Regions from separate parts of the Mus musculus genome. Here region 1 is linked to region 2. The links are chromatin loops, found by intact Hi-C in ENCODE. Cell type or tissue: left cerebral cortex. All regions are shown on one strand. Each heading gives the region's core, and the rest is flanking DNA. Links, peaks and the distances in the headings are about the cores only.

Evidence for each region. A loop is a pair of places that touch in the nucleus more often than their neighbours do. Peaks named below come from ENCODE experiments on the same cell type or tissue, not always from the same donor. Only the 100,000 strongest peaks of a DNase experiment are listed, where the experiment ranks them.
Region 1: it touches region 2 in a loop (6-fold over the local background); 35 of 42 quality-filtered maps call a loop at or near these places.

Annotation. Positions count from the first base shown.
Region 1 is chr14:30,454,498-30,459,968 of GRCm38, reverse strand. It overlaps 4831407H17Rik (RIKEN cDNA 4831407H17 gene), which reads right to left and starts at 1,933. Exons shown (of 4, transcript NR_131095.1): 1 at 1,853-1,933; 2 at 1-27. It also overlaps a transcript of Cacna1d not described here. In left cerebral cortex, for the core only: no CTCF peak of the experiment used is centred there; DNase peaks (open chromatin) are centred at 491, 1,753, 1,886 and 2,348; H3K27ac peaks cover 2,240 bases.
Region 2 is chr14:30,122,864-30,128,334 of GRCm38, reverse strand. It overlaps Cacna1d (calcium channel, voltage-dependent, L type, alpha 1D subunit), which reads left to right. Exons shown (of 47, transcript NM_001083616.2): 12 at 3,393-3,553; 13 at 4,791-5,016; 14 at 5,102-5,309. Among named protein-coding and RNA genes, the nearest start is that of Gm52106, 53 kb to the right of the region's middle. In left cerebral cortex, for the core only: no CTCF peak of the experiment used is centred there; DNase peaks (open chromatin) are centred at 2,099, 2,800 and 3,143; H3K27ac peaks cover 2,293 bases.

The DNA.
Region 1 (5,471 bases), core at 205-5,204, 330 kb before region 2:
AATCTCCTTCTGGGTCAGTTTCCTTGTCTGCAAAATAGAGATATTCTTTTCTCACTGTATTTTGATGAGACTTAGATACGATAAAGTTCAAAGCACTTTTTAAAAGTGCACCGTGACCATTCAAATAAATGGGCTGGCGAGGACTGCCAAGATAGGAAACAGTAAGGGGCAAGGTAGAGAATTGGAGCATCCTGGCTTTGTGTATAAATTTTAATTCAACTATTTATAAGAGGTGTATTTTTTTTTTTTTGCTTCAAAGATAAAGAGCTGTGGTTATCTATAGAGAATAAAACTGCATGGTAGGGGAGGTTTCTACTTATTACACTATGTCTATTGAGAAGAGAAACGGTGTCTGGGCAATGGGGTTATGGACTTTGATTTCAGTATTATTTCCTCTTTAAAAAGCTAAACATAGTTTTTCAAGATCACAGAAAGGCCCTTGTGGTAGATTATTTTAGGTGAAGTGGAGATGTTATTGGTAAAGAGTAATCATGGCCCAGAGAAAGCAATCTTTTCAAGGCTGAGTCCCTAGGCACGGGAAGTACTGCAGGTTCATATGAGTCTTGGCATCCCTTGAATGTAGCAAACTAGGTGACAGGTTTTCTCTGCTAAGAAATCCCTTTCTCTGGCATAATATTGTTGGGAGATCATACTGTTGGCTGTGCTTGAGGGAGCTGTCTGATGCTCACACTAGAGCATTGGTCCAGAAAATTCCCCTTTCCCAAAGGTCTCCTTTTGTCCCATCTCTGGGCTGTCTTGTACTGTTTTCTTTGCTGAAGTTTTCTCTCTCCAATGGCTCTCCTCTATCTCTCTATCAACCTCAAGATAATTTCCTCCCCTTATTTACCAGTCTCAAAATAGTGAGTTTGATATGAGCTCCTTTTTTGCAAGCCTCCGGGAACACATTTCAGCATAGCAGGCGTGTGTTGTTACACCCCAGCTGTTATGTTAACATCTGTGCTCTGAGGTCACCATTCTCCTCCCCTCCTTCTCATCAAGCTAGTGACCACTAGCAGCTCTTGCCATTGCTATCCACATAGCTACATCCCATGGTCAAGCCAGAGGCTTCACTGTTTTGCATATTAAAAAAGAGGTCTAATTTATGTCCCATGAGACTCACTTTTCTAAAGCGTGCAACTTAGTATTTTTTCTTTTTCTTTTTTGAGACAGGTTTCTTTCTGTAGCCCAGGCTAGCCTTAACTTTATGGTCCTCCTGAGTGTTGGGCTCATAGGGACGAACCACCACATCCAGCTAGGTTTTTCATTCATTCATTCATAAATCTGTGGATACATCAGCAATTTCTAATCCCAGAATATTTTCCTAATCTCCAAAGGATATGCCAGATTCACTGCGTGTTACTCCAGTGCTCAGCCCTAGCTCCCGAAGCCATCGATCCACTGCCACCTGCTTGCATCTGCCCACCCCTGACATCTCTGTAATGACAGCACTATGCACACGACCTTGAGCTCCCATCTTTATCAGGGACAGCCCCCACTTCCTTCTTCTGCCTTTCTGAGCACCCTCTCTTTCCTATGCCTCCTGTCTTGGGGTACAGCTCTCAGTTTTTTCCATGCCTCCTCCTTCTCTTCTGATCCTCTTAATGTTGGGGAGCCTTTACCCCTCAGCTGAGGGATCTCTTTTCCCCAGCACTCCCCAGGCACCCCCAGGCTTGTAGATTTAAATGCTGTACATTGCCATTAACTCCTACACTTGAGCTTAGCCAGGAAATGACGTCATCAACTCCTAAATTTATACCCCTAGCAAGGACTTTCCCTCTACTTCCAGAACTTTTTGTTCATCTCCTCTCTGTTTCCCAACATGCACTGCACAGTCAGCATGCCCAGAACTGACCTTGGGGGTCACCCCCTGCCTCCAATGTCTTCCACCCACAGCTGCTTCTCTAGTTGCTCGGCTCAGAAACTTAGCAGCCATGCCTCACTTCCTCACACCCCCACTCCCTGCATTGCATCTATGTCACATTCTGCTGGCTCTTCTTCCAAAATGCACTCAGAACCTAGTTCCTCATTTTGTTCCTTGATGCTTTTTGTGCTTAGGGAAGCCTATCTGTTTTCATGTGTGTTGTGTGGATGTAGTGTATATAAAGGTGTGTGTGTGTGTGTGTGTGTGTGTGTGTGTGTGTGTGTGTATTTAGACAGGCTGGAGAAGGATTCAGGTGTCTTACTCTATGGCCAACCAGGTTATTTTTTGAGACAAAGTCTCTCACTGAACCTAAGGAAGGCTTGCTGTTTCAGCTACTCTGGCTGGCCAGTGAGTTCCCAGGATCAGCCTGTCGGTCTCTGCCCACCCTTCCTCCTCCCCGCCCCCGTGCTAGAGTTACAGGCATGGCTGTGCCAGCTTTTATGTGGGTGCTAGGGATTCAAATTCAGATTTTCTTGTCTCCATAGCCAGCGTGCTTATCCATCGAACCGTCTCCCTAGCCCATTGGGTAATGTATAAACAGCTGACGGGAGTTTCTGCCACCACCTCTATGGACATACTTAGCTTTAGAGATTGTTTTAAGACAAGTTAAGTCATGGCGTTCTTTGCTAAGAATCATTCAGTAGATCACCACATTGCTCAGAATAAAAGCCAAAGCGCACACATTGTCCATCCTGCGAGCAACGCTTTGCTCTCACGCCGTCAGACCCATCCCGCTAGTCTCTGCCTTGATGACCTGAGTCAGCCCCAGTGACCTCCTCACTCATCTCAGAGACACACCTCACAGTCTGCACTTACTGTCCTGCTTAGAGTGCTCTTCTCCACATGCCTCTTGTCCCTGTTGTTCAGTTCTTTGTTTATATGTGACTTAGTTAATCAAGTGCAACTCCACTCTCACTGATTAATTAGAGTCAGTGTCTTATGTATTCCAGACTGGTCTCTAAGTTGCTACATGCCCAAGAATGACCTTGAACCTCTGATCCTCCTGACTTCACCTCCCGTGTGCTAGAGTTACAGGTGTATATCACATACCTAGTTTATGAGATACAGGAAAACTGAACTCAGGGCTTTGGGCATGCTAGGTAACATGGTCAAATGAGCTATATCTGTACCTGACATGCACTGTTCATAATTGCAACTTGCTTTCAACTTTTCTTCCATATTCTCAATACAACTTTCTGTTCCTTTAACTGTTTTCACACACACACACACACACACACACACACACACATATAGATGCATACACAGGTACACACACATATGTGTACATAATGCATCTACATGTATACACATTTGCACACATGTTTGTTTTATTGAAATCCTTCCCCACTTGCCTGCAGACCTTATGAGTACAAGGGCTTCATTTTGTGCCCTGTTGTGTTCCTAGTCAATTGGTTCGTCTCTGCTTGATGTACACTGGCTGACTGTACACTGTGTGGAATGGTAGCAGCCTTCTATTTGCATCTTCTAACAACACAGCTCCTCCGACCTATGGGCTCATGTCGTGATTTCCAAGGGACATTTGCTCTGCACATCTTCCCTGAGGTCCTTGGGGAGTCAACATGCATCCCCATCTGTGAGCTTGGCATAGAAACTTCCTCTCCTCCAGATGTATGGATGCCAATTCTTGGGCAGAGATTGCAGGAGGAGAGGAGGTTATTTGGGGCATTATTCTTTGCTCACTGAAGCCGATGTGACAGGAGTTTGCTATGAACAAGGTTAGCAAGCACAGATACAAACGCTGGCTGGGAAGAGCTGCAAAGAGATTTCAGCGTGCAGTCCCTAATCATCTGACTGACCGCACTTGCCTTCTCTCTCCCTGCCCGCTGTTCCCTCCCTCCCTCCCTCCCTTCCTCCCTCCCTCCCTCCTCCTGCTCTCTCCTCTTTCCTTCCTTCTCCGCTCTGTCTCTTTCTCTCCTGTTTCCTCCCTCCCTCTCCTGCTCTGTCCTTCCCTCTGTTAGAATACCAAGGGCAGGGAAGTAGCAGATCTCCAGGGTTACAGAGTTAGTGGTGAAATCAGAGCCCAGACTCAGGTTTCTTAATCCTCGTTTCTTTTGGACAATATTGTATTGCCTTCCCAGCAGAGAAGGGCGCAATCAGGAAGACATTGCGTTAAACATTCCTGAAGACGTGAACTGCTTTGCTCTTGGAAACGTAGATCTAGTTGACAAGTGGCCAGAGTTTAACCACAGACTGAGAAACTTATTTTTGCCTTTAGCTTCTCTAACATTTCTAGTTTCCCTCTCTAACCTTCAGACACTTCACATGGCTGTTTATCTTAAACTATCATTCGCTCATTTGCTTGTAGAGAGCCTACTCTTCTACAGGTAAGAGAGGATGGAGAGGACAATTACAAGCTGTATTTTAAAAGTGATAAAACTCATTTGTAATATATAAATAGATATTTTATTTAATATACACATTTACATTTTATGGTGTAATATAATTTATATATAAAATCATAGCAGCTAATATTTTTGACCATATGTAATTCTCACTGGGGAAATAAATCATGGTGAGATACCATTCTCACACCTACTAGGATGGCTATAATAACAGCAATAATAACAATAATGATAGCATCAGACTGTAAGGGCTGACAAAGATGTGGAGAAATTGGAGCCTCATACATTGCGACCCAAAATGTTGTAGCCATTTTGGAAAATAATCTGGCAGTTCTTCAGGATGTTAAAATTACCATATAACATAGAAATTACCATATAACATAGAAATCCCATTTCCTGGCATGTGCAAGAAAATTGAAAACATACCTTCGCACACATACTTGTACACAGATACTTAAATAGAAGCTTTATTCCCAACAGCCAAAGGGAGGACATGACCCATATGTTTATCCTTTGATGTACAGATAAAGAAAACATGCTAGATCTATGTAATTTGATTATGCAAACACTAAAAGAAACGAAGCTCTGATACATGACATTGCAGTGGGCAGTGGGTGAATTTTGACTGCATCATGCTAAGATGCCAAACAGAAAAGGCTATATAGTATACATACATACACACACACACACACACACACACACACACACACACACACACACACACACACACGAGGTATTCAGAATAGGCATATCTATGAGGCAAAGTCCCTTATATCCCAGATTGGCTTCTAACTTGTAGTATAGTCAAAGCTGGCCTTGATTTCCCAATTTTCTTGCCTTCAGCTCTCAACTGCTGGAACTGCAGGCATGTGCCACTACATCTGGTGGGGAAGAAATATTCTGCAATTGGGCAGTGGTGTTTGTTGCAAAATCCTATGACTGTACTGAATCACACATTTTATAATGGTTAAAATGGCAAGTTTTATGTTATGAGAATTTCATCTTATTAAAAATGGTATTTTACAAGTTTTAAATGATATATAGTTGAATCAATTTGTTTAAACTTAGTTTCTGTGACATTTATTGTAAGCAAACTTTGATATTGAGTAATGTAAAGAAATTTCCTTTGGGGGTCTGGGGAGATGACTCAGTGATTAAGAACATTCGCTGCTGTTCCAGAGGACTGG
Region 2 (5,471 bases), core at 353-5,352:
ATGTGTTCTTTTCAATTAAAGACATTTCCCTGCTGTATGCAAACAGTAGTCATAAAACTAAGAAATAAAACCTCACCCTGTAGAAACTCCGAAAGAAAACGGGAGAGAAAGCACTGTGACCACAGGTTAGACAAAGACTTCTTAAAGATCATTGCCCAGGACATGATCCATATGAGAGAAAAATGATAGATTGATCCCCATAAGAATTAAAGCATCTAACTTTATTTTATTATAAAATCAAAAGAATAAGCCACAGACCTGATCAAAATATTTGCAAGTCATATTTGATAAAAGGCTAGATCTAATATGTAATCTAATATGTGATCTAATATGTGAAGAAAATAATATGTAGAGAGACAGTATTAATGGCAAACAGCCCTATAAAAGTGGAAAGAAGGTTCCAGCACACAGTTCACAAGAAGAAAGCTGCATGGTATATAAGCAAAGAAATGAGGAGGACATTGCTGGGTGTTTTGGGCAGTGCTGGCAGGCATGTTATATGACACAATCATTTTGAAAAAGCCTTTAGTAGTCGCTTATAAAGCTACAGTAATGATATGACCTAGCAATTCTAATTATACGGTATCTATGTAAGAGAAAGAAACTTACACTAAAAGTATATGTGTTTGTAGTGGGTTTATTCATAATTATTTTAAAGTAGAAATAACCCAATGTCCATCAAATGGTACAGTGAGCAGATCAGTTGTGATTTATCCATGTGGTACAGTACTTCTCAGTGACAGGGAGAAGGGAGTGTTACTGAGAGGGCCACTAAGAGGGCTTAGTGGGAAAGGTGCTTGCTGTGCAAGCCAAGCGACCTGAGTTCTAGCGCCAGAACCCACATAAAGATGGAGGAGAAGCAACTCAACCAAGCTGTCCCCAACTTCCATGTGCATGTGCACCCTACACAAGACACACATATGTGCACATGCACACACACAACATTAGGTTGTTTTGTTTTGTTTTTTAATTACTGATAATGTTAGCAATACTGATGAATCTCAAAAACATTTTGGGGTGAGGAAAATGAAGCCTCGAAATGACACATATGATGATTCTGGTTAGTAAACAGCAGTGAGCAGAGAAGACAGACCAGTAGTCCTGAGCTGGGGATGGGGCATGAATGGACTCACATGACTGATGGAAGTGGTCTGTATTCCGACTAAGCATAGACCTCAAAAAGAATAAACCTGCTGCAAGTAATTTTATCTCAACCTGAGTCTGAATAAAACTTAATGAGTTTGTCTTAGTCAGGGTTTCTATTCCTGCACAAACATCATGACCAAGAAGCAAGTTGGGGAGGAAAGGGTTTATTCGGCTTACACTTCCATACTGCTGTTCATCACCAAGGAAGTCAGGACTGGAACTCAAGCAGGTCAGAAAGCAGGAGCTGATGCAGAGGCCATGGAGGGATGTTCTTTACTGGCTTGCTTCCCCTGGCTTGCTCAGCCTGCTCTCTCATAGAACCAAGACTACCAGCCCAGAGATGGTCCCACCCACAAGGGGCCTTTCGCCCTTGATCACTAATTGAGAAAATGCCTTACAGTTGGATCTCATGGAGGCATTTCCTCAACTGAAGCTCCTTTCTCTGTGATAACTCCAGCTGTGTCAAGTTGACACAAAACTAGCCAGTACAGAGTTGTTTTGTGGGTCTCTGTTACAAAAGACCACAGCCCTGTTTCCTAGTTTAGCATCTGCCTCTCATCCCCTGCCTCAGCCTTTAACATTCCTCTGGACTCCTCCCCTGCTCTGTAGCCATTCTGGACTGACCTGTCCTCATAGGTGTCTTGCCTTGGTGCCTTCGTCTCCAGGGTCTTTGGCCTGGAGTGTCCTCCGTGAAGACTTTCAATTGCCTCAGGAAATCTCTTAATCATTGAGGTCCAGCCCTTCTCTTAAAGCTGGGACTAGACTTGGTGTAAATTTTGCAGTTGTCATTTGTCCACCACCCTTCATGCCTGTCAAGGCCACCAACCCTGGAACTGTACCATATGCATCTCCAGTTACCGGCACCAGACACCTACATAGCCAGTGTTCAGGAGTGCAGACTTTCATACCACCCACACATAATCGAGCCCAGGAGAGTCAGGCTGGTGGTGTTACACATTTCCAGGGGATACAGCACTGAGGTCTTCGATGTTGAAGTCACATGTAGCTTATCACTGCTGTACAAGGTAGACCCACCAAGCATAGCATTTTGGGACCACCTTACTTATGTGTATGGGATCATGTATCCCAGGAAACTCAGCTGTGAGCTATTAAGAGTCCTCAGTAGAGTTATCTGTGCCATTTGTCCCATTGAAAACTGCAGAGCAGAATAAAAACAAGGCACAACTTGCTGGATCCAGATCTACTCAAAGCCTGTCCTTTGCAGCCTTCCTGGGTTCTATGTGTTTGACATAGCAACACAGCCAAGTCAGCCGGGGCTACAATGTAGCCAGCTGGGGCTACATTGAGGCAGCTTAGATTTTCCTCCTAAGTCATACCTAGAGGAAGTGCCCTCCTCCCAGACACTGAGGCAAGCAAGGCCAGGAGAAAAGGGACTTTGCAGCCTGGCTGGTTCGTTCCTGGATTCTAGGTCTGTGGTCCGTAACTGTCCTCTTGTGGCAAGGAGATGGAGAATGTTTTCCACAAGGAGACAGGCAGAGGGAGAAAATGTCTTCCTCTAATTACAAACAGAGACGGGAAGGTGGGCGGGGACATGTCACATGTCTGTTTGGTTCTGCTCATTTTATTTTTATGAAAACACGACTCAATATTGGATGTTCTCCTAAAGGTATATTTTGAGCATTGCTAGTTAGGAAGGGCACCTGGTGACTCAGCACGAAGACACATGTCCCACTCAGCTTTGACACCTACGAGGCGCCAGAGGAACGGCAGAGACCTGAGAAAGGATTAAAGGCTTCCCTAAACAGAAAGCTATGGCCACGGACTGTTTTTCTCTGTCAAATCGTTTCTCTGTAACGACTAAGCTGCTACACAAGACACATATACTAAGCTGAGTGGTCCTGCCCCACCGACCTCCACAGATCACAAGCTACACGGTGCCTACAAGAGCTTCGTGTGTGTACCGGTGCAGCCTTGAATCTGCTCGTGAGTCTGTGGATGTCTGGGTTCTCTAACCCACTTGCAGGCTGCATATGTCAGACCCTGCAGTTATTTATAGCCAGCGGAGGGGAAGTGAGAGCACGATTCCTTCACAATTATACTTTTTAGAGCTATATGTTCAGACCAGCAGTTTACATCATGGGGCCTCTTCTTCACTTCTGTGCTGCTGGGTCCTGTCTTTCCTGCCTACGCTATAGAGTCAGCCTTTATTACTCAGTAAAGTTGGTCGGCCTCTGAGATGCCATACTCACCCATGGTCTAGGGAGCAACGTTTGCTTGTTTTTCAGCCGTCGATGGCGTCGCTGGAACCGGTTCAATCGCAGGAGGTGCAGGGCTGCCGTGAAGTCTGTCACGTTTTACTGGCTGGTGATTGTCCTGGTGTTTCTCAACACTTTAACTATTTCCTCTGAGCATTACAATCAGCCAGACTGGCTGACACAGATTCAAGGTATGGCCGGAAGGTGTTCTTCTGTTCTGAATTTGAGATGCTTGTCAGTAGCTAACTGCTAACTGCTGGTCAGTATCCAGCTGTGGTAGAATAAGTTAGTAGGACTAACTGAGATGGTAAAGAACCATTCAGACTCAAGCAAGCCCTGGGACAGATGTACAGCTCACACCATGCAGTGTCCGCTAACTTAGGCCCCAAACTTGAGATAGCCCAGGACCAAGGAATTTTGGAATTGAGAGGCACTTCTCCCTGCCATATTGGAAGAGTTACCCTCACTTTAGTATATTTGGTCAGTAATTTTGATTCTGCTACTTTAAGTGACTAGAACAGGGGTACATAGAGGCCATCTCCAAAAGAGCCCGTTCTAGACCGGACAGTTTAGAATTCTTGAGCTGTCCTTCTGTATATTCGCTTCTGCTACTCTCAGCCTGTGGGACATCATTTTTTGTTACACACACACACGTGCACACACACACACACACACACACACACTTTGGAACTTTGGAGATGACTGGGTAAGCAGAGTAACTGCTGTGTAAGCATGAAGGGCTGACTTCAGGTCCGCAGAACACCCGTGTGAAAAGCTAGGCCTGGCAATGTATGTCTGGAACCCCAGCTCCTTGGGGTAGAGAGGATCACTAGGACTAGCTTGGGTTCAGGGAGAGGGTATCTCGGGGGAATATGGCAGAGATGGATACAGCAGAACATGCAACATCTTATCTGGCGCCAGCATATGGTCACCCCTACATGCATGTGTTCATCATACACACATACACAGTCCCCCATACAGGTAGCAAAAATAAATAAAAACTAAAACCTGACCCTAGGGTGCTATAAGAGGTTACTCATCAATGTTGGTTTCAATTGTTTATCTATTTATTTATTTTGTCTTTGTGTATGAGGAAGTATGTATGGAGATAGGAGTGTTAAAAAAGCATAGTATGATCTTAATGCAAAATCTTCAAAGAGTTTAGTGGTGAGAAGTCCAGAAATTCACATAGTGAGCACTTCTACCATTTTATAGTCGGTGAAATTGAGTTGTAGGAAAAAAAAGCAGAATACTTGTACAGACTCATAGCTGGGGTGTGCCCAACAACAAGGATGTTCCCCGTTGCTGGTGCAGCAAGGAGACAGGATAAGGCCATCTACATCTGCCGTGGGCACTGATAAAGGGAAGGTGAAGGAAGACGGAGAGCCAGAGGGAGACTCAAAATACACCGGCCCCTTGCCTTTCCAGACATCGCAAACAAAGTCCTCTTGGCTCTGTTCACCTGTGAGATGCTGGTGAAGATGTACAGCCTGGGCCTCCAGGCTTACTTTGTCTCCCTCTTCAACCGCTTCGATTGCTTTGTGGTGTGTGGGGGCATCACCGAAACCATCCTGGTGGAACTGGAGCTCATGTCTCCCCTGGGGGTCTCCGTGTTCCGGTGTGTGCGCCTCCTGAGAATCTTCAAAGTGACCAGGTAAAGGCGTGGGTGCGCTGGCGTTTGCTCGGCTGTCCCCTCCCTCACAGGACCCTGGCCTTACCCCCCTTCTCTTGACTCTTAGGCACTGGACCTCCCTGAGCAACTTGGTGGCATCCTTGTTAAACTCCATGAAGTCCATCGCCTCTCTGCTGTTACTCCTCTTCCTCTTCATCATCATCTTCTCCTTGCTGGGGATGCAGTTGTTTGGTGGGAAGTTTAATTTTGACGAGACTCAAACCAAGCGAAGCACCTTTGACAACTTTCCGCAAGCACTCCTGACGGTGTTCCAGGTGAGCCCTCTTCCCACGCTCTGGAGGCACTGGCTGCGAGCGGAAGCCAGAGAGCCTTCTTGGGTCTGTCCAGAGCTTAGCAAGGCACAAAGATTCCATCTTATCGGTCACTTCAGCCTCGTGCCCCTTTGGCCGATTTTGTGTCATGTAAGTTATTTGTTT